Linked DNA regions of Homo sapiens: regions 1, 2, 3, 5, 6 and 7 are each linked to region 4. The links are chromatin contacts, found by Hi-C or POLR2A ChIA-PET in ENCODE. All regions are on one chromosome and are shown on one strand. The core of a region is the stretch at or near the end of the contact, and the rest is flanking DNA. Distances in the headings are between cores, read along the strand shown. Region 1 holds the start of PMVK (phosphomevalonate kinase). Region 2 holds the start of KCNN3 (potassium calcium-activated channel subfamily N member 3). Region 3 holds the start of THBS3-AS1 (THBS3 antisense RNA 1). Region 4 holds the start of LTAP1 (lipid transport auxiliary protein 1). Region 5 holds the start of ZBTB7B (zinc finger and BTB domain containing 7B). Region 6 holds the start of PBXIP1 (PBX homeobox interacting protein 1). Region 7 holds the start of S100A2 (S100 calcium binding protein A2).

Evidence for each region. Hi-C counts contacts between places; a loop is a spot of excess contacts on that map. ChIA-PET counts read pairs that join two places held with the same protein, here RNA polymerase II (POLR2A). Pooled maps may share reads with other maps.
Region 1: a map of naive thymus-derived CD4-positive, alpha-beta T cell shows a loop between it and region 4 (14-fold over the local background). The contact joins the promoter of PMVK here to the promoter of LTAP1 in region 4. A Hi-C loop is called at or near these places in 2 of 168 maps with a recorded cell type or tissue (both naive thymus-derived CD4-positive, alpha-beta T cell), 4 of 37 single-sample maps with no recorded cell type and 14 of 50 pooled maps. POLR2A ChIA-PET finds 5 or more read pairs at or near these places in 1 of 52 experiments (activated CD8-positive, alpha-beta memory T cell).
Region 2: a pooled map shows a loop between it and region 4 (6-fold over the local background). The contact joins the promoter of KCNN3 here to the promoter of LTAP1 in region 4. A Hi-C loop is called at or near these places in 4 of 37 single-sample maps with no recorded cell type and 7 of 50 pooled maps. POLR2A ChIA-PET finds 5 or more read pairs at or near these places in 1 of 52 experiments (H1).
Region 3: a pooled map shows a loop between it and region 4 (15-fold over the local background). The contact joins the promoter of THBS3-AS1 here to the promoter of LTAP1 in region 4. A Hi-C loop is called at or near these places in 8 of 50 pooled maps.
Region 5: a loop to region 4 is called in a map of CD8-positive, alpha-beta T cell, with 16 times the contacts of the local background. The contact joins the promoter of ZBTB7B here to the promoter of LTAP1 in region 4. A Hi-C loop is called at or near these places in 1 of 168 maps with a recorded cell type or tissue (CD8-positive, alpha-beta T cell), 2 of 37 single-sample maps with no recorded cell type and 11 of 50 pooled maps. POLR2A ChIA-PET finds 5 or more read pairs at or near these places in 1 of 52 experiments (AG04450).
Region 6: a pooled map shows a loop between it and region 4 (8-fold over the local background). The contact joins the promoter of PBXIP1 here to the promoter of LTAP1 in region 4. A Hi-C loop is called at or near these places in 1 of 168 maps with a recorded cell type or tissue (naive thymus-derived CD4-positive, alpha-beta T cell), 1 of 37 single-sample maps with no recorded cell type and 9 of 50 pooled maps.
Region 7: a pooled map shows a loop between it and region 4 (4-fold over the local background). The contact joins the promoter of S100A2 here to the promoter of LTAP1 in region 4. A Hi-C loop is called at or near these places in 2 of 50 pooled maps. POLR2A ChIA-PET finds 5 or more read pairs at or near these places in 2 of 52 experiments (MCF 10A and activated CD4-positive, alpha-beta T cell).

The regions. Positions count from the first base shown.
Region 1 is chr1:154,935,163-154,939,010 of GRCh38, reverse strand. PMVK (phosphomevalonate kinase) reads left to right here and starts at 2,292. Exons shown (of 5, transcript NM_006556.4): 1 at 2,292-2,420. The coding sequence starts at 2,326. RefSeq lists enhancers at 902-1,843, 1,823-2,022, 1,844-2,786 and a silencer at 2,743-2,842.
Region 2 is chr1:154,868,945-154,872,862 of GRCh38, reverse strand. It overlaps KCNN3 (potassium calcium-activated channel subfamily N member 3), which reads left to right and starts at 2,582. Exons shown (of 8, transcript NM_002249.6): 1 at 2,582-3,831. The coding sequence starts at 2,899. RefSeq lists enhancers at 2,713-2,802, 1,875-2,831.
Region 3 is chr1:155,193,507-155,197,574 of GRCh38, reverse strand. THBS3-AS1 (THBS3 antisense RNA 1) reads right to left here and starts at 2,578. Exons shown (of 6, transcript NR_183238.1): 1 at 2,203-2,578; 2 at 558-724. THBS3 (thrombospondin 3) reads left to right here. Exons shown (of 23, transcript NM_007112.5): 20 at 1-112; 21 at 362-534; 22 at 1,449-1,588; 23 at 1,676-1,987. The coding sequence ends at 1,734. It overlaps MIR92B (microRNA 92b), which reads right to left and starts at 2,398; the gene lies at 2,303-2,398. RefSeq lists enhancers at 1-573, 574-1,409 and a silencer at 2,566-2,895.
Region 4 is chr1:154,219,062-154,222,812 of GRCh38, reverse strand. It overlaps LTAP1 (lipid transport auxiliary protein 1), which reads left to right and starts at 2,223. Exons shown (of 7, transcript NM_001098616.3): 1 at 2,223-2,471; 2 at 2,876-2,977. The coding sequence starts at 2,406. It overlaps UBAP2L (ubiquitin associated protein 2 like), which reads right to left and starts at 1,858. Exons shown (of 27, transcript NM_014847.4): 1 at 1,838-1,858. RefSeq lists silencers at 1,685-1,834, 2,695-2,764 and enhancers at 1,355-2,102, 2,085-2,524, 2,103-2,850.
Region 5 is chr1:155,000,653-155,004,393 of GRCh38, reverse strand. ZBTB7B (zinc finger and BTB domain containing 7B) reads right to left here and starts at 1,592. Exons shown (of 3, transcript NM_001256455.2): 1 at 1,451-1,592. RefSeq lists silencers at 324-443, 2,154-2,343, 2,454-2,693, 3,094-3,313, 3,394-3,473.
Region 6 is chr1:154,953,946-154,957,645 of GRCh38, reverse strand. It overlaps PBXIP1 (PBX homeobox interacting protein 1), which reads left to right and starts at 1,547. Exons shown (of 11, transcript NM_020524.4): 1 at 1,547-1,577. It overlaps PYGO2 (pygopus family PHD finger 2), which reads left to right. Exons shown (of 3, transcript NM_138300.4): 3 at 1-620.
Region 7 is chr1:153,563,545-153,567,192 of GRCh38, reverse strand. It overlaps S100A2 (S100 calcium binding protein A2), which reads left to right and starts at 1,349. Exons shown (of 3, transcript NM_005978.4): 1 at 1,349-1,687; 2 at 3,306-3,459. The coding sequence starts at 3,316. RefSeq lists enhancers at 188-427, 125-1,324, 1,298-1,357, 1,477-2,234, 2,235-2,992.

The sequences.
Region 1 (3,848 bases), core at 1,043-3,542, 720 kb before region 4:
AGTGGCTTACACTGGTAATCCCGGCACTTTTGGAGGCTGAGGCCAGAGAGGACTGCTTGAGCCCAGGAATTCCAGACTAGCCTGGCCAACATAGCAAGACCCCGTCTGCATAAAGAAACAAAAGAAAATGAAAATGAACCACCAGGATTGCTGGGCTGCCAGTACTGAGGAAAGCAGGAGGGTAGCGCAGGCAGGTGGCATGAGCCTTAGAGGAACCATAGTTTTCCAAGAGGCAGGATGAGTAATGGTGTGGAAATTAAAATGGGGAGGAAGGGAGGCCATAGACTCAAAGCGGATGCTGAGGGATGAGGGCTGGGAGACTAAAGCCTCCACTTGAGACACCAGTAAGGGACAGTGGAGTTCAGTTGAGGCATACTAGGAAGCCTAGTATGGGGGAAGTTTTTTTTTATTTTTTGAGACGGAGTCTTTTTCTGTTGTCCAGGCTGGAGCGCAGTGGTACAATCTTGGCTCACTGCAACCTCTGCCTCCCAGGTTCAAGTGTTCTCATGCCTCAGCCTCCTGAGTAGCTGGATTGCAGGTGCCCGCCACCACGTCCAGCTATCCAGCTAATTTTTGTATTTTTAGTAGAGATGGGGTTTCACCATGCTGGCCAGGCTGGTCTCGAACTCCTGCCCTCAGGTGATCCGCCTTGGCCTCCCAAAGTGCGGAGATTACAGGCGTGAGCCTGGGGGAAGTTTTCTGATCGCTCACTAGGTATTCAGGGAGCTGGATCTCAGAGTCAGAGAGGGAGGTAAGGGGCGTGCATTGGGTCAGGTGAGGAAAGAGACTCCGGGAGTAAGTTCTGACTCCTTCCATGTGACTCAGGTAAAACAGGAGATGTGGACTTTCCGTGGAGGCCCAAATACATGTTTATTGAAGATGAGCTGGAAAATCTGATTCTGTGTTGAATGACGAAGTGCTAAGAATAAATAACAACCCCTTACATCTGGATGATACTTGAGAACTTACAAAGTATTTTATTGTACCTTGTCATATATTTTCTTCATTCCTTTCTTATTATAACCCTGGGAAGTGGGCCTTATCAGTGGTAAACTCAGAGTGACTTGCTAAGTGTCCAAGCTGGGACTGAAAATCCACTCTGTGCTGCCTTCTAGGGCGTTGATGAGTGCAGTGTTTTCTGGGTTGCTGAAAAAAAACAAAAAAAACCCCAAAAAACAAAAAACCACCTCCTTAAGTCTGTTCTTTTTGCATCTGACCACTCTCCTGTGCCTCTTTTCAACATTCAGGAAATTAATGGTTTCTCCCTAAGTCTCCACACTACACTTTTTCTCTAGTGGAGGCAGTAATGAGTTGCAGGCTCTGTTCTGACATGCTCAGAAAAATGCAGGACGGCAAGTCATAGCCAAAAACAACTCGACGTACTCAGCTGGGGCAACCCGTCACCTACTGCGGGAAGAGGCAGAACCGGGGATGCAGGGAAAGGACAGATTATTCTTATCCTGCCTCTCAAACTTCTGGCTGGGAGCCAGACTTCGGATGAAACCAGGCAATCTCATCTAGGGATTCAACGCTCCCTTACTATTGATGTCACCCACGCCGTTTGCTTCCGAAAACCTTTGGGCCGGAGGCTGCGGCTAGAAAAGCAATCAAAGGTTTCTCGCCGGGCTTAAAGGGCCACATCTTAGTGACGTCTCGGGTTATAAAATCTGCTTGACAATGAAATATCGTGTGCGCGATTCTGCTCCTCCCCCGACATGACGTGGCCAGACACGCCGCTCGCGTCAGGGCTGCCTTACGCCCCCAGGAAGACCCATTCCCACTCTGGGGCGCGCGCAGATTTGCTGTGGCACATGTACTATAACGCACAGGCAAAAGGGCAGTTTCCAAAACGTCTCCAACGTGATCTCACTCCAGAGATTTTTTTTCCTAAAGTTTTAGGGCTGCGCGGAAGGGAACATGGGGTTCACCTCAGGAAATTTCAGACGTCACCCCCCTCGGAGGAAGGTAGTCGCGTCCGGTTCCTCCCCGGGTGTCAGTTAAGCAGGCCAGGCTGTGAGCGAAGGTTCTGGGCGGGGCTGGACTGTTCTAAGTGAGTTCGGGTGGGGGAGCTTCACGAGGGGAGGCTGCTCTGTGAAGGAACCGCCTTTCTCTCCGCGTGTCTCACCCTTTTCTCCCCATATCTGTTTGGACATGAGCTGAGGGCACGGTCGCGGGCGGTCAGCCCTGTTCGCAGCTACGGCGAGGAGGGGCGCGATTGTTCCTTGTTGCCGCTCCGCTTAGTGGCCGCGTCCATTCCGCGCGGTGTCCCGATTTTAGGGGTAGGGAGAAGTGTCAGCTTCAGGCATCGCGAGGCGTGGCGGCCCCATGGCCCCGCTGGGAGGCGCCCCGCGGCTGGTACTGCTGTTCAGCGGCAAGAGGAAATCCGGGAAGGACTTCGTGACCGAGGCGCTGCAGAGCAGGTGTCCGTGAGGCGGGAAAGGTGGAAGGGGGAGCTCTCCGCATCACGTGACACGAGGAGTGCTTTTGGGTGTCACGGAGTGAGCTTTGGAGTACGGGTCGTCCGTTTGCAAGGCAGGAGGAGCACTGGGCTGGGGAAGGTGGAATGCCACCATTACATAAAACAGTAGTCTACACAGGCGAGCCTCAAAGAAGCAGGTGACCACCTCTCCAAAGACCTTCAGCTGCAGGTCTCTCTGAGAAGCATTAATAATGGTTCCTACGAAGGCACTTTCTATATACCAGGCGTTGGATACCAGCCTGGGCAACATGGCGAGACCCCGCCTCTACGAAAAATCCAAAAAGTAGCTGGGCGTGGTGACGCGTGCCTGTGGTCCCAGCTATTCAGGAGCCTGAGGTAGAAGAATCGCTTGAGCCCGGGAGGCGGAGGTTGCAGTGAGGCGAGATTGGCCACTGCACTCCAGCCTGGGCGACAGAGCGAGACCCTGTCTTAAAAAAACAAAACAAAAAACCCTCTTCACCTCTTTGTTAGGTACTGTGTGCCATTATTAGCATCTCCATTTCACAGGTGAAGAAACTGAGGCTCTTAAAAAGTTAAACAGGCCGGGTGTGGTGGTCATGTCTGTCACCCCAGCACTTTGGGAGACAGAGGTGCGAGGATGGCTTGAGAGCCCAGTAGTGGAGACCAGCCTGGGCAACACAGTAAGACCCTAGTCTCTACAAAAAAATGGAAAAGTTAGCCTAGTGCGATGGCGAGCACCTCTAGTCCAAGCTACTCAGGAGGCTGAGGTGGGAGGATCGCTTGAACCTGGGGGCTACAGTGAATTGTAATCATGCTACTGTCCTCCAGTCCTTGCAGCAGAGCCTGAGACCCTGTCTCGAAGTAAAATAAAATAAAATAACATACGAAGTTAACAACAAAAAACCCTTGCTGGTCACAAAGTAAGTGGCAAATCCAGGATTCAAATTCAGCTTTGTGGTTCATGATGGGCATCTCAGCAATTAATATATAATTGAAACAAAAAGAAAAAAAACCCAAACAAATTCAACTTTATCTTGCGCCAAGGACTGGTTTCTTTCTGTTTTATCTGGCTGCCTCCCCAAATAATAATACCTTTTGCACAGTGTTTTCTGTCAAAGCAAGATCTTCTGTGCAGGAGCATTTTGCTGAGACCTGGGCTAGGAGAGCAGAGGTTGGGGAGAAAGTGGGGCTCCTCTCCTCTTGAAGGCCAGTGTGGTGGGGGTACCAGGAAGCTGCTTTTGGGTACCACGGGGGTTCTATGAAGGTGTGGGAGAGCCCAGAGCAGAGGTCACCACCTGAATTTTTCATCACTAAGTATCTCACCACCTTTTCCTAAGTTGCATTTCTCCTCACCTCCAAACCCTGACGTCAAATAGTGGTCCGAAGCACAGGCTCTGGAATTAGACTG
Region 2 (3,918 bases), core at 1,333-3,832, 650 kb before region 4:
GCACAGCCAGAAGAACTGGAGGCAAGAGGCTGGCCAGAAAGGTTAGCTGAGGCAGAAGGCAGCTCATGGGGGTAGAGTGAGCATAGGAATACCCAGGCCTGGAGCCTGTTCTCCAAAATTGATTTTTCACAGCCCAGAAAACTGTATCCAACACTAAAAAACCAACACGAACAGCACATTTTTGCTACTAACAACATATTCATGATAATTTATTAGAGGATCATTAAACCTAAGTATGCGATCTGGAGCCTTGAACCAAGCAGGTGGCTCTGTCTGCGGATGGAGGAGAGGGAGGGAAATCAAGAATACAGAAGGGAAGGGCAGGGAAGGCAGAGGATGCTGAAGGGGTTGGGGGTGGGTTCTAGAGGGCTTGGTCATGGGAAAACACATGAGACCCCAGGCTTGCATCTGAGGCCTGGTACTGTGACTTCTAGTGTGTGTGTGTGTGTGTGTGTGTGTGTGTGTGTGTGTGTGTGTGTGTGTGTTGGCAGGGGTAGGGGAAATGATTATGTCATTGATATCAAGATTATTATTTTATATATATATATATTTAGAGACAGGGTAACACTCTGTCGCCCAGGTTGAAGTGCAGTGGCGCTATCACAGCTCACTGCAGCCTCAAACTCTTGGGCTCAAGCAGTCCTCCTCCCTCAGCCTCCTGGGTAGCTGGACTACAGGCACTCGCCACCATGTCCAGCTAATTTAAAAAATTTTGTAGAGTCTGGGTCTTGCTATGTTGTCCAGGCTGGTCTCGAACTCCTGACTTCAATCAACCCTCCTGCCTTGGGCTCCCAAAGTGCTGGGATTATAGGCATGAGCCACCATGCCTGGCCAGAATCAAGATTATTGTGCAAGAGTAATTGTCACGTATCTGGGGTCGTGGCTTGTATTACAAGTAATATTTAGCTCTCAATCATCAGGGTTAATGGGGGATTGGAGAGGTGAGAACTGATATACAGAGGGGACTCTGGGCTCATTTTGGGGGGGCTCTGTCCCTCCCTGATCTGGACACTTGCTGCTTACCAGTCAGGAATGCTGTTTTAGGAGCTTCCTATGTGTATATGTGTGCATGTGTGCATGCATGGGCTAGTGTGTGCACACAACCATGTACACATGTGCACATATGTCCACCTGCTTACATGTTTTCTGGATGTGTGTCTGTGTATGTGTGCATGGATCTCCTACCCTTTCCTCTTCCCATCGAGGGAGGGAGCTGGACAGAGGCCAAAGGGTGATGGGGAATCAAGAGCCAGAGAGGAAGAGGCCTGCCTTTTAAAACCCCAGGTGTTCTGGGGAATTCCCTCATGGTGACTTCCTTTCTGATTCCTAAGGCTGCTGTGGTTAGAAATGAAAATGAATTCAGCTCTGGTCCCATCCTTTGGAACCCCCTCTGCACACAGTGGGGGCTTAATAAATACTTGATGATGATGGTTCTGAACCTGGGAAGCCAGCAGCTGTTCCTAGTTCTGACTCTCAGAGCCCCATGGGGCAAATCAGGCAGGGAATGACCATGGGGGAATCTTCAGTCTTCCTGCCAGATCCCCCTGTGACTACACACCCAGCTGTTAGGGAAGGGGCTGGAGCCATGGTCCACTTCACACACCCTGCTTTGGAGAGGCCAGTTCTTCCTCAGCAGCTTCTCTTTTGTTTTCCCCAACTAACATTTGAACAATATTTATTGAACAACCACTTTGTACTGAATATCATAGTGGAAATGCATCCTGGGAGAAAGTATCTGATCTGTGGGGTCAGACTGACTAAGTTCAAATCCCAGCATCTTTAATTACAAGCGGGATGACATCTGACAAGTTACATATCTATGTTTGAGCGTTTGAGTGTTTTTTCCACTTTCCTTTCTCTCCTTCTTCTCCTTCTCCTTCTTCTTCTTCTTCTTCCAATTTTCATCTGTAAAAGGAGAGTGATGACATCATTTTTGTGGGGTTGATGTGAGGGTTGGAAATAACAGAGAGGACCCTGAACACGAGGCGTAGGCACTCAGTCAATGGTAGGTGAGTTTATCCACCGGGTGTTAGAAGGTGTGGATCCCCCCTGCTTCTGTGACCTTGACGTTGTTACTCAACACCTCTAAGCATCAGGCTTTGTAAATGAGACCATACTGCCCACCTCCTTGGGTGTTTGGAGACTGTATCCGGATAATATATGTGAAACAACCTATCGTAAACCCTGGTGGTTAATAAATGTTTGCCTTCCCCTCCGTCTGCCCCCTCATCAGGGTGCACACCTCCCCTCCTTCGGAGGCCCTCTGTCCCTCCTCCCCATCGCCCAGCGTGAGCGAACATCCCTTATCGCCGTGGGCTTAAGGGTTGTGGCCATACCTGTCAGAGGAAAGAGGACAGCGGCTCAGCTCCGGGGTGGGGGAGCAAAAACTACAGTTCCCAGTCCTCGCTGCGCCGCCACTGGGGCCGGAGCCCAGGACGCCAGGCCCCTCCTCTGGGGAGGAGCCTATGCGGGGGGCGGAGCTAGGAGGAGGTTGGAGAGTTAAGCCAAGCCAATGAGACCAGCTGCTAATAAGTGGGCTTGGCTTACAATGTAACAGTGGCAGGAGGAGGCGAGCGAAGCTATTGAGCCAGCGAGGAGTGAAGCTGAGCCTGGCCTCACACGCTCCTAGAGGACCACCTCCTGAGAGAGTTCTTTCACCCCCTCTTCTTTCTCCAAGCTCCCCTCCTGCTCTCCCTCCCTGCCCAATACAATGCATTCTTGAGTGGCAGCGTCTGGACTCCAGGCAGCCCCAGAGAACCGAAGCAAGCCAAAGAGAGGACTGGAGCCAAGATACTGGTGGGGGAGATTGGATGCCTGGCTTTCTTTGAGGACATCTTTGGAGCGAGGGTGGCTTTGGGGTGGGGGCTTGTGCTGCAGGGAATACAGCCAGGCCCCAAGATGGACACTTCTGGGCACTTCCATGACTCGGGGGTGGGGGACTTGGATGAAGACCCCAAGTGCCCCTGTCCATCCTCTGGGGATGAGCAGCAGCAGCAGCAGCAGCAGCAACAGCAGCAGCAGCCACCACCGCCAGCGCCACCAGCAGCCCCCCAGCAGCCCCTGGGACCCTCGCTGCAGCCTCAGCCTCCGCAGCTTCAGCAGCAGCAGCAGCAGCAGCAGCAGCAGCAGCAGCAGCAGCCACCGCATCCCCTGTCTCAGCTCGCCCAACTCCAGAGCCAGCCCGTCCACCCTGGCCTGCTGCACTCCTCTCCCACCGCTTTCAGGGCCCCCCCTTCGTCCAACTCCACCGCCATCCTCCACCCTTCCTCCAGGCAAGGCAGCCAGCTCAATCTCAATGACCACTTGCTTGGCCACTCTCCAAGTTCCACAGCTACAAGTGGGCCTGGCGGAGGCAGCCGGCACCGACAGGCCAGCCCCCTGGTGCACCGGCGGGACAGCAACCCCTTCACGGAGATCGCCATGAGCTCCTGCAAGTATAGCGGTGGGGTCATGAAGCCCCTCAGCCGCCTCAGCGCCTCCCGGAGGAACCTCATCGAGGCCGAGACTGAGGGCCAACCCCTCCAGCTTTTCAGCCCTAGCAACCCCCCGGAGATCGTCATCTCCTCCCGGGAGGACAACCATGCCCACCAGACCCTGCTCCATCACCCTAATGCCACCCACAACCACCAGCATGCCGGCACCACCGCCAGCAGCACCACCTTCCCCAAAGCCAACAAGCGGAAAAACCAAAACATTGGCTATAAGCTGGGACACAGGAGGGCCCTGTTTGAAAAGAGAAAGCGACTGAGTGACTATGCTCTGATTTTTGGGATGTTTGGAATTGTTGTTATGGTGATAGAGACCGAGCTCTCTTGGGGTTTGTACTCAAAGGTAGGGGCTGTGGTTTCTCTTTATACCTTGAACAAAAGGAATATGTAGGTAGCAAGAGAGGGATTGAGAGAGGGGGATTGTGAGAGA
Region 3 (4,068 bases), core at 1,329-3,828, 970 kb before region 4:
CAGTTATCAAGACAGTGGCCGCTTCTACGTAGTCATGTGGAAGCAGACCGAGCAGACCTACTGGCAGGCTACACCCTTCCGGGCGGTTGCCCAGCCCGGGCTGCAGCTCAAGGTCCCCAGCTGCTCAGATTCCGCAACCCAGGGCCCTTTCCCAAAGCTCTCCTCTGCAGCCCCAGGGCCTCCCCCACTGCTTGACTGGGAACCCTCTTACCCAGACATCTGGCTTGGAGGCCGGCTCTCTGGGGCCCCAGGGCATTTTCATGACCGCCTTGAATCCCTTTCCCACCTGCACTTACCGACCTGTTGTCTCCCCTCACTCCAGTTCTGCAGTTGACCCACTGTCTTTGCCAATGTCTCCTAGGCAGTGACATCAGTGTCTGGCCCAGGTGAGCACCTCCGAAATGCCCTGTGGCATACTGGCCACACCCCTGATCAGGTACGACTGCTGTGGACAGACCCACGAAATGTGGGCTGGCGGGACAAGACCTCCTATCGCTGGCAGCTTCTGCACCGGCCTCAAGTTGGCTACATTCGGTAAGGAGAGGGGCTGAGCCCACCTGTGGGACTCAGGCCGGGCCTGTCCTTCCTCTTTAGCTGGGATTCACCAGTGACCTCTCCATGGGTGGGAACTGCAGCCACTTCTCTCCATCACCCTTCTCACCACGGACACAAGCACCTATGAGTGATGTTGGTGAAGTCACTCCTCCATGACCCATTTTCCCGTCTGTAAAATGAGGGCATTGGGTTAGATGCCCTTTACAGTTCTCCAGAAGCCTCCAAACCCAGGCCAATCTGTGAAGGGGCACATCACATCTGGTCCCTTAGTTGGTATGACCTGGAACCTGTCTTATCAACGTGGATAGGGATCATCTGACCTGGAAGGCATCATCATTTACAGAAGAGAAAATCAAGGCCCTGACTTCACAGGCCTCGGTTCAACACTTTGTCCACAACTTTGCATTTCTCTCCAACAAGTAGCCCTAGTTGGTGGAGATGAACAGGAAGGGAGGGGAAATGGGTCTGCTTAGAGGCTGGACTTTCCATGGCCAAGAGCCCAGAGTCCAGGAACCTGGGTTGGTTCCCCTTTAAGGTGCCTGGGGCTGTGGGGTGCCAGGACAGGGGATAAAAGGGGGTGGACTAGAGCCTGGGAAGCGGGTGACTTCACCCCCCAGCCCATTGTGCTTATTGTCATGGCAACCCAATCCTCGCTTGGAATGCGGCTGGTGCTTTGAGATGCAAAAGGAGCTGGACAAAGAGCTAGGGGCCCCAGGCCTGAGAAAAGCACCCCCCTTCCCTCTCCTTCCTGCCTCCCTTTCCCTCCCTCCCTTCTCTCTCAGGCCTGGTGAGCTCAAGGGGGGCTGGGGAAAAGCAAGGCCCCAGGCATGGTGGCACAGTGCCCACTGGCACCCTAGCACCAATGGATACTCCTATCCTGGAATCCTGGACAGGGTGAAGCTCTATGAGGGACCCCAGCTTGTGGCGGATTCTGGGGTGATCATTGACACATCCATGCGAGGGGGGCGTCTTGGTGTATTCTGCTTCTCCCAAGAAAACATAATTTGGTCCAATCTCCAGTATCGATGCAATGGTGAGGTGGCTGATTGAGATCAACCTAATCCTTCATGCCTTGTGGGAGAGCCACATCCTCTGACCTTACTTATTTCCCCTTCTTCAGACACAGTGCCTGAGGACTTTGAGCCATTCCGGAGGCAGCTGCTCCAGGGAAGGGTGTGAGGAGGAGGCCACCAGATTCAGAATTCAGAATTTTAGACCCTTTGGCCTTGGGGTCCATCCTGGAGACCCTGAGGTCTAAGCTACAGCCCCTCAGCCAACCACAGACCCTTCTCTGGCTCCCAAAAGGAGTTCAGTCCCAGAGGGGTGGTCACCCCACCCTTCAGGGGATGAGAAGTTTTCAAGGGGTATTACTCAGGCACTAACCCCAGGAAAGATGACAGCACATTGCCATAAAGTTTTGGTTGTTTTCTAAGCCAGTGCAACTGCTTATTTTAGGGATTTTCCGGGATAGGGTGGGGAAGTGGAAGGAATCGGCGAGTAGAAGAGAAAGCCTGGGAGGGTGGAAGTTAGGGATCTAGGGGAAGTTTGGCTGATTTGGGGATGCGGGTGGGGGAGGTGCTGGATGGAGTTAAGTGAAGGATAGGGTGCCTGAGGGAGGATGCCCGAAGTCCTCCCAGACCCACTTACTCACGGTGGCAGCGGCGACACTCCAGTCTATCAAAGATCCGCCGGGATGGAGAGCCAGGAGGGCGGGGGCTGCCCCGCTAGGGGTAGCGGGGAGGCCGGGGGGCCGGGGGGGCCGGAGGCCGGGACGAGTGCAATATTGGCGGGGGAAAAAACAACACTGCACCGCGTCCCGTCCCTCCCGCCCGCCCGGGGCCCGGGATCCCGCTCCCCACCGCCTGAAGCCGGCCCGACCCGGGAACCCGGGGCGCGCTGGGGAGTTGGGTTCACCTTGGAGGCCAGAGAGACTTGGCGCCCGGAAGGCAAAGGGAATGGCAAGGGGGAGGGGGGAGGGAGAACGGGAGTTTGCGGAGTCCCAGAAGGCCGCTTTCCGACGCCCGGGCGTTGCGCGCGCTTGCTCTTTAAGTACTCAGACTGCGCGGCGCGGAGCCGTCGCCATGGTGACGCGTGTCCCAGCAACCGAACTGAATGGCTGTTGCTTGGCAATGCCGGGAGTTGAGGTTTGGGGCCGCCCACCTAGCTACTCGTGTTTTCTCCGGCCTGCGAGTTGGGGGGCTCCCCGCCTCCCCGGCCCGCGCTCCCGGGCGCGCTGACGTCAGATGTCCCCACCCCGCCCAGCGCCTGCCCCAGGGTCTCGCCGCACACAAAGCTGCGCCTCGGGCGCCGCGCGGCGCGCGGGCGAGAGCTGTGGTCTCTCGCCTGCTGATCTGATGCGCTCCAATCCCGTGCCTCGCCGAAGTGTTTTTAAAGTGTTCTTTCCAACCTGTGTCTTTGGGGCTGAGAACTGTTTTCTGAATACAGGCGGAACTGCTTCCGTCGGCCTAGAGCGCAGCCTGCGACTGCGGGACCCAAGTTCCACGTGCTGCCGCGGCCTGGGATAGCTTCCTCCCCTCGTGCACTGCTGCCGCACACACCTCTTGGCTGTCGCGCATTACGCACCTCACGTGTGCTTTTGCCCCCCGCTACGTGCCTACCTGTCCCCAATACCACTCTGCTCCCCAAAGGATAGTTCTGTGTCCGTAAATCCCATTCTGTCACCCCACCTACTCTCTGCCCCCCCCTTTTTTGTTTTGAGACGGAGTCTTGCTCTGTCGCCCAGGCTGGAGTGCAATGGCGCGATCTCGGCTCACTGCAACCTCCGCCTCCCGGGTTCAAGCGATTCTCCTGCCTCAGCCTCCTGAGTAGCTGGGGTTACAGCGCCCGCCACCACGCTCGGCTAATTTTTGTAGTTTTTAGTAGAGACGAGGTTTCACCATCTTGGCCAGGCTGGTCTTGAACCCCTGACCTTGTGATCCACTCGCCTCGGCCTTCCAAAGTGTTGGGATTACGGGCGTGAGCCACCGTGCCACGCCCGATCTGCCTCTTAAGTACATAACGGCCCACACAGAACGTGTCCAACTCCCCCGCCCACGTTCCAACGTCCTCTCCCACATACCTCGGTGCCCCTTCCACATACCTCAGGACCCCACCCGCTTAGCTCCATTTCCTCCAGACGCCACCACCACGCGTCCCGGAGTGCCCCCTCCTAAAGCTCCCAGCCGTCCACCATGCTGTGCGTTCCTCCCTCCCTGGCCACGGCAGTGACCCTTCTCTCCCGGGCCCTGCTTCCCTCTCGCGGGCTCTCGCTGCCTCACTTAGGCAGCGCTGCCCTTACTCCTCTCCGCCCGGTCCGAGCGGCCCCTCAGCTTGCGCGGCCCAGCCCCGCAAGGCTCCCGGTGACCACTAGAGGGCGGGAGGAGCTCCTGGCCAGTGGTGGAGAGTGGCAAGGAAGGACCCTAGGGTTCATCGGAGCCCAGGTTTACTCCCTTAAGTGGAAATTTCTTCCCCCACTCCCTCCTTGGCTTTCTCCAAGGAGGGAACCCAGGCTGC
Region 4 (3,751 bases), core at 974-3,473:
AACAAATATTTATTGAGAATCTACTATGTGTCCAATACTTCAGGAAAATACAAAAGCAGTATGACTTAGTAGCTGCCCTCAGGGAGCTTACAATCTAATTTAAGAAACAATTCAGAAACTGAAGCTAGACTGAGTTGGGTAAAATTTGCTACCTCTAACAGAACAACTAATTTCTGTAGATGCTTTGTTGAAATGGCCCCTGCATCCCCTTCCCCACCACCTTGATATCTAGTTAGTAAGAGTACTTCCCAGTTAGGACATAGCAAGGAGGAGCTTTAAAGATGAAAAACAAAACAGGACATTTTTAGGCCTTTCATCACTAGTTTATGTGCCAGCAATATTTCCCATTCACAAAGGAAACAATCATTGAGATAGTCTAATCTTTAAGGACAATGGTGTCAGATCTCAAAGCAGTTTTATCAACTGATACACAGCCAAAATGTTTTAATTCTCTGTAATCATTGGGATAGTCTAATCTTTAAGTACAATGGAGACAGATCTCAAAGCAGTTTTATCAACTGATACACAGCCAAAATGTTTTAATTCTCTAGAAACGCTGGTTACTAGTAATGTCCATCACCTCCCAGCAAGTCACATCAGGTATCCCCAAAACAGGATATGCGGCGGAGGAAGGTAGGATGGGAGAGAAGACAAAAAAAAAGGATTTCTCCATTTAATAATCAGGGAGAGTCAAAGGCAAAAACGTTAACAATAATAACAAAAACGCCTGTTACTGTGGTGTTTTTCTTTCCACAACATCCTACACCAGAGGTGGCTACATTTCAAGAATGGTGGAAAAGGAGCAGTCTCCAGTTTGTGACATCAGTTTGCAAAGCAATTTAAGGGCTGTCCACAAGGTTAAGGGTTTGAAGAAACTGGGCATTCCTGTACCATTATGAGAAGAGTGAACAAATACCCCAGTGCTCTAGTGACGTCCCTTAAGCGTAAATACACCCTATGGGGGCCTCCATGTCCAGCTTCCCAAATAACACAATTGTTTGGGGTACCCAAACTACAGTATAAACAGGAAGCTAAAGACAGCAGCAAAAACATATTCCAAGAACTGGGTTGGTGAGAAAGAAGGGAGGGTAATAAGAGGAGCTGACAAAGAGCCTGGAAACGGAGAGGGGACGCAAGCCCACGGGTGGAGGATGGGAGGCTCACCCCCCTCAGCGCCACATCGAGAGCCCACGGGGCCAATCTCCTCCCTACCTCCCAGCCGGAACAAATTAATCCTTCGCACACCAAACTGAGGGCCACATGGGGGAGTTTGGGGGAGCTCCACCCCATCGCCCTCCCTCCCCCACGCCACCCCCAAACCAGGCCGGATCCGGATCAGAGGAGGCCCGCAGTGGGTGGAAAGGGAGGAGGCCCTCTCCTCCGCAGGCACCGGCCGGGGTGAAGAGAGAGCCCTACCTCAGGCAAGGCCCAGGCCTCGCTCGCTCGCGCTCTTTCTCGCTCTCCCCTCTCAGGCTCTAGCCGCATGGCCCCCCCTTCCTACGGCTGCTCCAAGCCCCGCCCCGGCCACGCTCCCAAATCGAGGCCCCGGCTCTGGCGCGGCCCACTAGGCCGCGAACCCAACCATAAACAAAACCTCCGGGGGCCGACTCGAGGTGGGGGGCGCCAGGGCTCGCATGACTCGGGGGGGGGTGTACAGTGGGGGAACACACGGTGTGGGGGGGCCTACCGAGGGAGGGGATACGGCGGGGGCAGGGGAGAAAAGAGGGAGGGTAAAAGGGGGATCGCGGATTTAAAGGGGCCGCGGACAATACCCGGCCCCGCCGCGCTGCCGCTGCCGCCGCCGCCGCCGCCAACGCCGCTGCGCTCCCAACTTTACCTCAGTCTCCTCCACACTGACACCCCGGGCCGCGCCGCCCCTGTCACGTGATATAAGATTCCCTCTTCCCCACCCCCTCCCTCCTTTTCCCTCTCGCGCTCGCTCTCGCGCCTTCCCCCGCCCACTTGCCTTCCTGCGTCCCTCAGCGCGTGACGCTAAAAGGGGCGCGCACGCAAGCGTGCGCGTGCCGCCTCGCCACGAGACACCTCTTTCCGGCTCCGCGAGTCCACCCCGCCTCCTTCACGGCGGCCCTGCCTCCACCACGTGACGCACGGATGGCCGCCGCTTCCTCTTACTGTCGTAGTTCCGCGTCTGAGCGCTCGACGCTCCTGGGTGCCATTGCCTGCCTGAGTCACGTGTCAGGGGGAAGCTGGAAGGCGTCGTTCTCCTTTCCCAGCTCTCCTGCCTGTCCGCCATGTTTTCAGGCCGGGTCTGGCTTGGTCTTCCCCCGTAAGGAAATGGCCGGGGAGCTCCAGGGGACCCAGGCGCCGTCGCTTCGGCGGAGCCTGGGCTGACCAGCCAGGACAGCGGGGTAAACCCGAACAATTCTGCGCGAGGTAGGGAGGCCATGGCGTCCGGCAGTAACTGGCTCTCCGGGGTGAATGTCGTGCTGGTGATGGCCTACGGGAGCCTGGTGAGGAGATTACCCCACCCCATTCCTGCTGTCGCATCTTACCCAGTAGAGACCCTCCTTTTGAGCTGTACCCCGTCTGCATTCTCCACCCACTCACCTGCGCCTATCCGGGCTTTGACTCCTTATTCCAGGAGTAGGTGGGAGTTTAAGTCACTTAGTCGGGCCGACCCGCCCTCGTTAGTCTAGAACCCTCCCTTTAACGCTAGAGCACAGACCCCACGCCTCCCTGCTGCTGGCTTCTTAGATCCACCCCCATCATAACGGCCTTGCTTTGCCCCAAGTTTTACCCTGAAACATTCCTGAGAGCCGGAATCTGGGGATTTGGAATGAAGGCATGCTTTTTTAAAAAAAAAACAAAACAAAACTGACTTTTTATTAAAGGATTTTTACATCTTTTTGGACAGGTGTTTGTACTGCTATTTATTTTTGTGAAGAGGCAAATCATGCGCTTTGCAATGAAATCTCGAAGGGGACCTCATGTCCCTGTGGGACACAATGCCCCCAAGGTAGGTCCTTAGGGCACAAGTTAAACATACTTCTCCAGATCTTTTAGGGTCAAGAATGAGATTTCCTCTGCCTTTAGTGATGACTTTAATTCTCATGTTTCTTTGCGTGCACTTGTCCTTGTACTTACTAAGTTGAGCAGGCACTGTGCGCTTTGGAACTTGGCTTACCTGCTCAGTGCTGTGGCAAGCATGTGGCTCATCCTGGAACTTCTGTTTTTGTATCTGCAGAATGAAGGGCTTGGGTCGAAGTTCCCAACTGTTTGTAGTAAAATATTTCCCAGCTCATCTTAAACTACCCAGTGTTTTTTGTTTGATTAGGATGGGGTTGAGATCATTAAGGTTAACCCAAGAGCAATGAGAAGGGTTACCTTTACATAATTTTAGACTTAAGAGGAGCTCCATAAATCATCTAATTCCACCATTCATGTTACCAAGAAGCCCAAGAAAAGGAGGCAGTTTACCAGAAGACGTATAGGAAGTGAATAACCCAGTGGTCTTTTATCTTTGTCTGTACTTTCTCCTTAGGTGACTGTCTTCCTTTCCTTGGCTTTAGCTACAGATGAAATTTTATCTCTATCCTAGAACTCTTTCCTGAGTTCCTTACATATATTGCCAACTGATTACCTGACATTTCCACTTAGATTTGTAGTAGACATCTCAAACCCAACATTTGTGAATCAGAATTATTGCTATCCCACTGCCACTCTCATTCTGCTTCTTTAGTCTTTCGCTTCTAAGTAAAAGACACCTGCTTCCCTTACCAACCCCCTTTTG
Region 5 (3,741 bases), core at 343-2,842, 780 kb before region 4:
CCCTCACAGCCCAATCTGGTTCCCCCGTCCCTGATAAGCGGTCTCCCTCCTCCAGGAATAAGTTGGGGGAAGGGGGAATAGCTGCGCTGACTCATTCCCATTCTCGGCTGCAGCTAGGGGTCTCCAAGGCATTCGGGCGGGGGTCAATTCAAGAACACCCTCCACCTGGCCCGGAAGCCTGGACAGCCTGCCGGTCTCCCCCTCTCCCCAGCACCCACTTCCGGTGTCCCAAACTAGGTCAGCAGCGCTCGTTTCCTGTGGGTCAGCTAGCACCGGCGCCTCTGCCCCTCCCCTGCTCCGGACCCAGGCTCCCCGCCCCCCTGCCCCCCAGGGCGCCCCGAGGTCTCACCATGTCTCAGCCGCCCTTTGATACGTGGGGGTTGTGCGGGGCGGGGGGCAGGGGACCCGCCCTCTCTCTAAACACCAGCAGGGCCGGGGCGCCTGGGCAGGCACGTGTCCGGGCACAACCCGCTGCCCACGCCGCCCCCCCACTCCCGCCCCCACCTCGCTCTGGCCGGGACACGTCGCTCTCTTACTTGGGATGGGGTGGGAGGAGGGAGAGAAAGCTGGAAATTGAAAGCAGCGCCCCCCACCCCTTTGAATGGCAGCCTTCTGCCAGGCGCACTCTGTAGGTTCTACAACAACACAGTAGCGACCCCCACTCTGGGCTGGGGCAGGTGCGCCGGCGCCGGTGGGGGGACGGGTAGTAGGTAGGAGAATTCTTCCTAGTCACCCGCCCTCGCTCTTGGGTTCTGTGGTCATGAGCTGGCGTGGAAAAGGTAGCGGCGGGACTGGAGCCTGAAGGAAGGGAGTGGGATTGAGGGGCAGGGAAGAGAGCGGTCGTTCTATGTCGGTTCAGAGGTTGTTGCTGAGCCCCACTACCGCTGGAGAGAGCGCGGCTCTGGAAGCGCAAGAAACCGAATAGTCCAGCCGGTAACTTTCCCCCAAGCCGCGGCTCCTCCTGCGCCCCCCCAACCCCCATGCAACTGGCCTGGGGCCAATCCACCGCGCCAGGGGGCGCGGGGTGGGGGGGGGGTGCGCGTTGTCCTAGTTAGAGTCCGTCAGCGTTTCCATTCCCTCAACTCAGTCCGGTCTGGGGTCTCCCCCTAAAGTCACGAAGGAGACTGGGGGAACGCTCAGCGTCGCCTCACCCCCTCTCCATCCCGAAGCCGTCTGTCTGTCTGATCCCAGGAGAAGTGCAGATAAACTTTCTGGGGACCCTCCGCCTAGGGTTGGGGGGCATCCGCAGTTCCTTCTCTGTCTTTCATCTCAGTTAAAACCAATTCCAGAGACCCGGGGTGTTGGGAAAGCACAGGGAAGGGGAGTGGTGGGAATGTGATCTGCATGCGTGTGTATCTGGGGGTCCCACTTACAGGACGGACGAAGGACACTGCAGTAGTCTCGAGCCTAGTGAACCCCGAGCCAGGAGACAAAAGTGGGGTACACTCACCTCTCAGCCGTCGGGTCCGCTGGCTGGAGCTGCTGAGGCTCACAGTGTGGGAAGAAGCGCGTCCCCCACCAGGCCCGGGGGCTTGGGGCCCTGCTCCGGTCCTGGTCAGAAGGCCGCGGTCAGTTGCTCGCCGCTCGCTGCTGGGGGGCTCCTCCTCCGCCGCCCTCTGCCTCCTCCTGCCGCCCGCCCCCCCTCGGCCGCCAAGAGCCGTACATTCACCTGGCTCCCACCCGCCCCCCCCTCAGGGCCCGCCTCACCTGTCCTGCTGTCTCACCTGTCCTCCAGCTTGCTTTCCCCCCATCCCTCCCCTCCCTCCCCCCGCCCCTGCCACCCCCCAAACTCCCCCCCCCCAACACTTAGAAACACCCTCTGTCACTTCCTGGTTTTTCACCCGCCCCCCCAGGCCCCCTCCCTCCGCCCAATAAGGACATAAACTTCAACCCCTTCGTCCAGCCAGTCCCTGCAGAGCGCAGATGGGTCCCTCCCTCCTTTTTTGCCCCCTTCTCCAAACTCTTACTTAGCTCTCCTAGCCTTTCCCACCCTCCTCCTTTCCCTCCTTCTTTCCTTCTCTCTGTCTCCCTTCACCTGCCGCGGTCCCTCTCTCCCCCCCCTTTCTCCTGCCCCTATCTCTCCCAGTCCACCTTAACTCAAACTCCGCCCCCGGCCCCCATCCAGCCCTTTGCTGCTGCTCTGCCCGCCCCCTGCACGCCACCGCCCTGTCCGCTCATTGGCCTGAATACCCGCTCATCTCCAGTAGGTCTCGCCTTGCGTTCGTCCAGGGAGGGGGCGGAGCCGAGGGGCTGGCCTGGAACCTGGAGAGGAGGGGGGAGGGGGCAGTGTCCGCAGCGGCCAGGGAATCGAGCACCCCCTACAGGGGCTCCCTCTCCTTCAAGAGGGGCTTCTGTAGGGTCAGGACCTCAGGAGGGAAGGGTATGAGAGGTTAGGGATAGGCTGGGTGGGGGTGAATTGGGGACTTAGGGTCTTGAGGGAGGGGGTCCCGTGAGGGGCTGTAATCAGGTCAGGGACCTAGAAGGGAGGGGGAGGGGGAGCCACCAGGCCTTCGGCTCCGGCCCCTACGCCCCACCCCCTCTCGGAGGGAGCCGGGGAGTTGAGCCTGCGGGCGCCCTGCGTCCCTCCCCACGCGTGACGGTGCCCCGCGGGGAGGGAAGGGCGCCCCAGGCAAGCAGCCTCTGTGCTGTCGCCAGTGCCCGCTGCGGCCTTGGCATTGTCGGAGGGGAGGGGCCCAGTCTGCGAAGGGGGAGGGGGCGCGCCGACGCTTTTGCTCCCCACCTCCATCCCGCGGGTTCCCTAAGTGGAGAAACTGAGTCTCCACCGAGGAGGGATAGCTTGACATGAATTCGCTGAGAGACCCAGGTGGCGAGGGGTGCCTGGATGTTTTGGGATGTGTGGTATGTGTAGGTTTTGGGGAGGACCGGGATAAATACTTAGGAGTCCCCCAACTGAGAAAGGTAGCGGGTGAAGGATGTTTCTGACTGAGCCTGCGGAGCTGCGTACCCCAAAGGGCCCCTCCCACTAGTGTCAAATGGAATCAAATCCGGCTACCTAGGGCCAGGTTTGGCTCCCCTGCGACAAGCCAGGCCGAACCGGGTCGGACTCGCTTTCCCCTCCCAACCCCCCTCCGCAGGGGGCCTCCCTCCCTTTCCAGCAGGTGGCTTCTCGGGACACCAGCTCAACCTGTTGGACCACAATGGGCGGCGCCAGGGGGGCCCTGGCCCTCACCCGGGCTGACCCGGGATCCCCGCGCACGAGGGGCGGAGTCCAGGTCCCTCCCTCCCTCTTTCTCCCTCTCTCCCTCTCCGCGCCGGGCCGTGACTCAGCCTCGGGGCCGCTGCCCTGCGCCCCAGCCAGGGGCGGAAAGTGTGAGGCGCCCCTGAGGGCTCAGGCCAAACCAAACAGCCCCCCACCCCAGACATTATCTCACTGGAGAATTAGGGGGGCTATAGGAAGGAGGAGGTAGCGGCAGGCATGGGGCGCTCTGGCTCGAGTAATCCGCTCCGGGTTTTCCTATCGTCCCTGACCCCCTTGGGTCGCGAGGCTGATCACTGCTCCGGGTTTTCTTCTCAGCCCCGCCGGACAGATCCTGGTCCGGAGGGGCCCGGAGCCGTCCAGGCCGGGGTTTTCCCCTTCCTACTCCAGCCGTCTGGGTCGTGCAGGCCTGGTGAAGGGCTGTGCTAGGGGCTAGGCGGCAGTGCCACAAGTGAAATGGAGAGGGGGCTGCTTTGGGGAGGAAGGAGGATAGCCAAGGAAAGGGGGCGGGGGGCAGGGGGCGG
Region 6 (3,700 bases), core at 298-2,797, 740 kb before region 4:
CCTCTCAGCCAAAGGCCTGCACTGGGCTTTATTTGTCTTTTTTTATTTTTTAAGCACTGCCTGCCAGAGATGGGCCTGGGGCCTGATGAGGACCTTAGCGCTGCTCGTTCTCCTTTTCTGTTCATGCACACATTCCTCCATGGGGTGGGGAAGGCAGGCATGGGGTGTGGCCCTCGGAGAAGTTAGGAGTCCCCCAGCTCAAGATACAGTGGCAAAGACCTAGTGGTCCCCTACCCCCACTTCTCTCAGTTCCTGGCATGAGGAGAGAAGACCCTGCTCTGGTGGAGCTGACAACCTTTGAGGCTGGGAGGAGAGCAGCCTCTGGGCATCGTTCCCAGTGTCCCTCACACTAAAACGGCGTAGATGGCAACCCCCCACCCCCACCCCGCTGCTCAACTCTTGTGTTTGTTGTTCTGTTTGCCCCATTTATCTGTTGCTGTTTTTGTGTTGTCTTCCCCTGCTCCGCATTTTGTAAAATGGCCCCTGGGGGAGTGTTTTTGCTGGATCTGCTCCCTCTCGCTCTCTCACTCCACTACTTTTTGGAACAAAGTGATGGCAGAATGCGGTGGTGGTGGGGGTCTTTTGTACTGTTGGATTAATAAAATGATTTTAAAATCCCAGACAAGGACTCCTTGCTGTTGCTGTGTGAAAAGGCTGGAATGAGCCGCTGTCACTGCTGGGTAGGGTGCTTAGGGGTTGAGGATATGTATGCTCCCCAGGGTCCCTGGGAGTGGGAATGGCAGATTTGGCCCCTGAGCTGACCCTGGTATAAGCTGCTGAGCCAAGGGAGGCCTGTGTTTCCCCGCCCATCCCCCTGTGTCTCCACTGTGAGAAACTGAGTTTCCTTTTTGAGCATATTCCTGGGCCAGGCCTGGAGCCAGGCGGATTTGGCACCACAGCCTCTGGAAGACAAGTGCTTGAGCTCTTCTGGGTTTAGCACCCCACCCACCTCCCAGTTGTTTGGGTTAGGGAGCAAGTGTCGCTCTAAGGGTGAGGGGAGGGGCTGCTTCTGTCCTAGCAAATTTCATTTTGGGATGTTTTTCAGATCGTTCCCGTCCCCCAACCGTTTTTTAAAGTAGCAATGGCATCTTTTAAGCAGTCTGTTTTGGAGCAGATTGGGGAGAATGGCAGGAGGGCTATTTCCACACCCTGGATTTGCGACCTGTCCCTCTCCCTTCCCCCATCTCACAGCTGTCTCTGTCTATCCTGGGGCCAACCTGGCCCCTTGTCTTCGTCATCTCAGAAGACGGCACCGTCTGCTTTTCTCTCAGTTTGTGGGGGTTCCCTCTAGAAACTGTTTAGACACTGGGAAAGAAGGGCAGGAAACTCAGGATTCGGTTAGCTGGGACCCCGGTCGCCCACCAGGAGGTAAGCCCAGGTTTAGGGCCGTGTCGCTAGACCTCCCTTCCCCTCCCCTGGCTCTCAATTCCTGCTCTTATTGGCCAAAAGTTTCCGCCCCCTTGGGGAAGTTGACTTTTCATTGGTCAGTTTCTGGTCACATGATTTTCTTCTCGGGCTGCAAACAAAGGGAAGCCTGCAACAAGTTAAGCTGAAGACCGAAGCAAGAGCTGGTTCAGGTAATGCCTTAGCTGGGAAGGGGTCCACAGATTCGCTTTGAAGGGGGTGGAATAAGGAAAAGGGAAGGCGGAACTAATCTAGAAGGAATGAGCTGCTTTTCATTTCTGGGCTGGGGGAGGAAGGCCAGGTGCCGACGCTAACACAACAGGAACTTGCTCTGGGTACCCCAGGCAAGTGGCCCTAGATCCTTTGCTTTAGCGGTTTGGAGGAGCAACTGTTAGAGGAGTTTAAATTAACTAGAGGCGAGACTTCCTAGCTTTATGCTGAGTGGGAGAGCTCCCCCTTTAGCTGTTTTTTAGAAATAGCAGAAGTCTCTGTCATAATCCTTACAGGAGGTGTTTGTTGAATCCTGCCTGAATGAAAAGAAGGGGGTGGAGGGAGGGAGTGGAGGTGGGTTTTCTTCCAGAAGGTCGATGAAAAGAAAAAGATCTGGAAACACAGCAGGGAAGGGTGGAGATTAGACAGCAGAAGGAACTTCCTAATAAGGCAGTGAGATGCTGGCTTGGGAGAAGAGGTGTTTTTTTGAACCCTGGGTTAACCTAACCAAGAAAGAGGTATCAGGGTTTGGAACCCAGAGTATAGGAGTTTCAGAGTGTCTCCTATTTGGGTCTCATAAGTATTTGTTTTGTTGACCCAAATACCTTTGCTGGTTTCCATGGAGACAGTGGGTCTGACATCACTGTGGTTGCCATGGTGCCTGGTTCTAGAGGACCTGAGCAGGCTGCACACACAGCTAGGGATAAACAGGGACTTCAGCCCAAGCTGCTGCCACTTCCTTCCTGCCACCACCTGTTAACAGTCAGCAACTGGGGATGGGGAGATGATAACAAGGGCGGGGGTGGAGCCACAAGCGGAAGGCTGAACAGCCATGGCTCTATGGATACTTACAGATGCATGCCAGGGTGTCCTGTTGGATTTGGTACAGGGAGGTCATTGCAGCCATTCTCCTGTCTCCGTGTGGAATGGGTGCATGTGTCTGGGAGGATGGGCATTGGGAAAGACCTATCCAGGACTTGGATCTTGACTGGCAGGAGCCACAGGAGGTTACTTAGGGCACCACGCAGGACTTGAAAACAGCTCAAACAGAAGGGGATAATGTGGTTGGTTTCAAAGGTAGAACTGCCATACTCTCCCAGCCTCACTTCCCTTTTCCTGAGTTTTCTTATAAAGTGCTCGGGAAGCAGTCATTTATCCTGTTCTGAGGGATCACAATCCAGTACTCTTGAGAGGTCAGCTCATCTATCCTTCCACCTTTATGCCTGGTCCCAACAGGAGCTGCCTGAGGGAACTGTTTTAGCCTTGGATGAAGGGGCGGATCCCTCTCTTCTTACCCTGCTTTGTGTCAGTCAGGCTTTGGAAACTGGAGTGATTCCCTCCCCTATCCCTGTCAAGTCAGAGCAGATTAACCGGGTGCAGGACCATAGCCCTGATTTTTGTCTATTTTTTGCAAGCTATAAAGTGATGTATATATACATGATAGTTGCCATAAATCCATTTTCCCAGTCACCTTCAAGTTCCCTAAGACCAAACTCTGGCGATTACTAAGAAGGTAAACAGAATTTAGGATGAAGACTGAGAGTGATGAGGAGACTTATAAAAGGTGCATCCAGGTGGATCTAAGCTATGCCAGTGGCTCTTAACCCTGGCTGCGCATGAGAATCATTTGAGTGGTTTTTTAAAAGACCCACAGCCGGGCCTACCCCCCAACTCAATTGAATCAAAATCTTAGGTGATTCCAATGTGCAGCCAAGATTGAGAACCACTGAACTAGACCATACCAAGGACTTATGCTGGGCAAGTGGTGGGACACTTAGGGCTGAAGGAGGCCATTGAGTCTTCCCTTCCAGGTCCTGGGGGAGAAGGTAGTGATTGTGTAGGTACCTGGTGTTGTGAAGGGAGGGCTGTGTTGTTTCCCTGCTCTTCTTATTAACAAGTCTTCTTATTGGCAAGTTGAGTCTGTCAACCTTGCTGGGCTTCATCTTCCCTGACTCAAATGTCAGGGGGCTGGACTGGAATTCCCCAGAGCCTTTCCAGCCTATGCTACTTTGACCTTTCAAGGTCAGTTCAGTTTTCCAAGGCCCTGTTGGTCCCTGGAAGAGGCTGGCTTCTCTGTGGGTGTTGG
Region 7 (3,648 bases), core at 100-2,599, 650 kb after region 4:
CCTGTGGAGGCCCTTAGTTAAAAGGAAAGAATGGCTGTGAAAATCGATGCATTGCGCTCCCTTGTCCCTCACCCTCAGTGTGAAGGGTTTTTATTCCGAGTTCTACTTGAAGTAGGCCTCGATGGGAAGACAAGTAGCATGAGGGGTTCAAGTACTGAGGGGAGCAAGGGACACTCGGTGGCTGTGCCAAGGTGTAGAAGAGGACACTGGGGGCCCCAAGGCCTGACTTCATGTACACTGCTCAGGCTGGCCCCCAAGTCACACGGTGACCGCTAGGAAGGGACCAGCCTGTTCTCAGTCTGATCCTCCTGCCATGTCATTATCCAAAGCTCCTCCTGGCAGGGCCTGTTTGGGGTCTCTGTGCCAGTGCTTTCCCTGCCAGGCTGGGCTGGGGCTTCCACCTACTGCTCTGGGACTGCTGCTGCCCTGGCCCTGGGGGAGGAGGGTGTGCCGCTGAGTCACTGCCTGGGCATCTGGGCCTGGAACCTCGGGTGAGTCACTTAGGGCTGAGGTAGAGGGGCTGGGGGAGGGGAAGAAGCTACTCGACAGCTGGAGCAGGGAGGGGAGCTGGGGCCACAGGAAGGGCGGTGCCCTGATGCCCAGACGGGCCGGGATAGACAAAGGGCCAAGGAGGAAGGGGCCCTGGGAGGGGGCAGCCCTCCCTTGGGCTGGGCTCTGAATGGCCACAGTGTTTGCCTTTCTCCGGGTCTGGGGAGGACATGTGTGTGGGGGGCAGTGAGAGAGGGCTGTGGCTGAGGGCTGTGCTTCAGGCCTGGATTCTGGCTTGGGAAGCTGTCCAGCTGGTGTTTTCAGCCTTGGGTAGGGATGTACCCCTACCCACCCACCCAGCCCTCAAGCTGGAGAAGAGGAGGCCAAAGTTTTCCTGTTCAGCCTTTAACTACTCGGGACTTCCTTATGCTCCCCACAGACTGTGGCCCAGCCCAACTGCGGCTGTGTGTAGAGCAACCCCATTTCTCACTGCTTCCCCATCCTTCCAGACACCTTCCTACACAGAGGGACCTTCCCAGGTATTTCTAAGCACACTTAGTTACCTCATTACCTCATTAAGAGGTATTCTGGTGCTGGCCATTAAAAGTCACTCCACTTCATCCATGCCCTGAAGTCAGTCCTGTCCTTCTCCTCCTGATGTCCCCCAGCTGCCTCCTCTGGCCCCCAGCTTCCTAAGGGTGGCCCCAGGTTGCTTCTCTCTCACACACACGGGCGCATGTATGTACACGAGCACTGGACCATGAAGTCTCAGCGTGTGCTCACAGCCTCTCACACAGGAGTGGGCTGTGACTCACAGGCATGTCATGAGAATGAGGCCTGGCACCAGTCTCCAGGCCCCAGAGCAGGGGTTGCCTCCCCTCACCCCGGTCCAGGATGCCCAGTCCCCACGACACCTCCCACTTCCCACTGTGGCCTGGGTGGGCTCAGGGGCTGCCCTTGACCTGGCCTAGAGCCCTCCCCCAGCTGGTGGTGGAGCTGGCACTCTCTGGGAGGGAGGGGGCTGGGAGGGAATGAGTGGGAATGGCAAGAGGCCAGGGTTTGGTGGGATCAGGTTGAGGCAGGTTTGGTTTCCTTAAAATGCCAAGTTGGGGGCCAGTGGGGCCCACATATAAATCCTCACCCTGGGAGCCTGGCTGCCTTGCTCTCCTTCCTGGGTCTGTCTCTGCCACCTGGTCTGGTGAGTACCTCTGTCCTGCTGAGGGCAGGGTGGGGAGGATCCCCGTGGGTCTCTGTCTTTGTCTCCACAGTTCTCTCATTCCAGCTTCCCTGGTGGGATCAACCTGGGCCTCTCTGGGCCTTCCCCCTTGGAAGAACTCTCTGTGAAGTGCTGAAGTGTTGACTGAAGGGTTTTTTTTTTTTTTTTTTTTTTTTGAGATGGAGTCTCGCTCTGTCGCCCAGGCTGGAGTACAGTGGTGTGATCTCAGCTCACTGCAAACTCCCCCTCCCAGGTTCACGCCATTCTCCTGCCTCAGCCTCCCGAGTAGCTGGGACTGCAGGCGCCCACCACCATGCCCGGCTAATTTTTTTGTATTTTTAGTAGAGATGGGGTTTCACCATGTTAGCCAGGATGGTCTCGATCTCCTGATCTCGTGATCCACCCATCTCGGCCTCCCAAAGTGCTGGGATTACAGGAGTAAGCCACCGCGCCCGGCCGACTGAAGGGTTTTTCTCCAGGTTCCTCTGTGAGGTCTCAGTGCAGGGGTTGCTCTGAGGCCCTCCCCTGGATATCTCAGTCTAGGGGCCCTTCTTTGGGGGTCTAGGCCTAGGAGCAGGAGGTGTGCATGTGGGCGTTGCTGCAAAAAGAATCCTGAGATTTTTTTTTTTTTTTGCAAAGTCCTGGATTCTAGCAGGACTAAGGTGCAAGAGGCAGGGGTCTCAAGACTCTGCCTGGGTCATGGCCCCAAGCAGCAAAGCTCTGCCCCCTGCCTCGGTGAAGGCAGGGCTGGCATGATGGGCCCAGGGCATGCCCTGCCTCTGGCATAGCTCCTCTGGCCTCACCCTGAAACCTGCCTAACCTTTCCAGGCTGGTCTGAGTATTCTCAGAGGCCTTGCCGCTGAGGTCTGTCCCATCCTGATCCCAAGGCAATGAACATTTCATATCTTTAATTCTAATTCCAACAGGATCCTTCCTGGTGGAGAGAATGTTAAGTTGCCCCCACCCTATCCATGCCCCTGTCTGCCTAGAGGCTCAGGGGCCTTCAGGGTGAGGGGAGACACATTCCCCACCCTCTGGGAGCTCCTAGTCTGAGAGAGGAAACACTCCTGCCCAAGGGAGCTTCCAGTTAGATGGCAGAGAGAGATGCCTCTGGCTTCAGGAGTCCCGAGTCTAAGGAGGGAAACGACTCCTTCAGGGAGCTTCCTGCTCCTAGGCTGTAGCCATGGCTCCTGCCAGACTGCACAGGAGCCCCCATCTGCCAGCCGGTGCATGTGGCCCTGCTCCCCAGAGCCTGCGCAGATGCCATCAAAATGGGACTCTGGTCACCCTGTCATTTCCCTTCTGGCAGACACTAAAATGGGGAGCCCTGCCCTCAGGGGGGTGTCCCAAGTGCCATCAGAGGAGGCTTGGTGACTCCCAGACACAAGGGAAGCTTTAGCGTCTGCCCTCAGGGTGAGATGGAGGTATCGCCTCCGGCCTCAGGGAACCACAGTCTGAGGGGGAGATGCAGCCCCTGCCTTCCCATTCAGAGAGGGGTTTTGTGAGGTGGCTTGGGGGCATAGGGCAGAAGTGGATCCTACAGGCTGAGCTAAGGCCCCAAGAGCCTCAGCAGTGTACCCATCACCTGGCACCTCTGCAGCCACAGATCCATGATGTGCAGTTCTCTGGAGCAGGCGCTGGCTGTGCTGGTCACTACCTTCCACAAGTACTCCTGCCAAGAGGGCGACAAGTTCAAGCTGAGTAAGGGGGAAATGAAGGAACTTCTGCACAAGGAGCTGCCCAGCTTTGTGGGGGTGAGTGGCACAGGCCTGTGGGGGAGGTCCTGGTGTGAGTGTGGGGGTGCAGGTTAAATCTCTCCCCCAGTTCCGGGTGCCTGTCGATGCAGGTGCCAGGGTGGGGCCCAGCCCCCTCCCCACTTTAGCTTCATGGCTCCACTGGAGTGGAAATGAGGCCCGAGTGGGAGTGCTTAATTAATGGCTGTT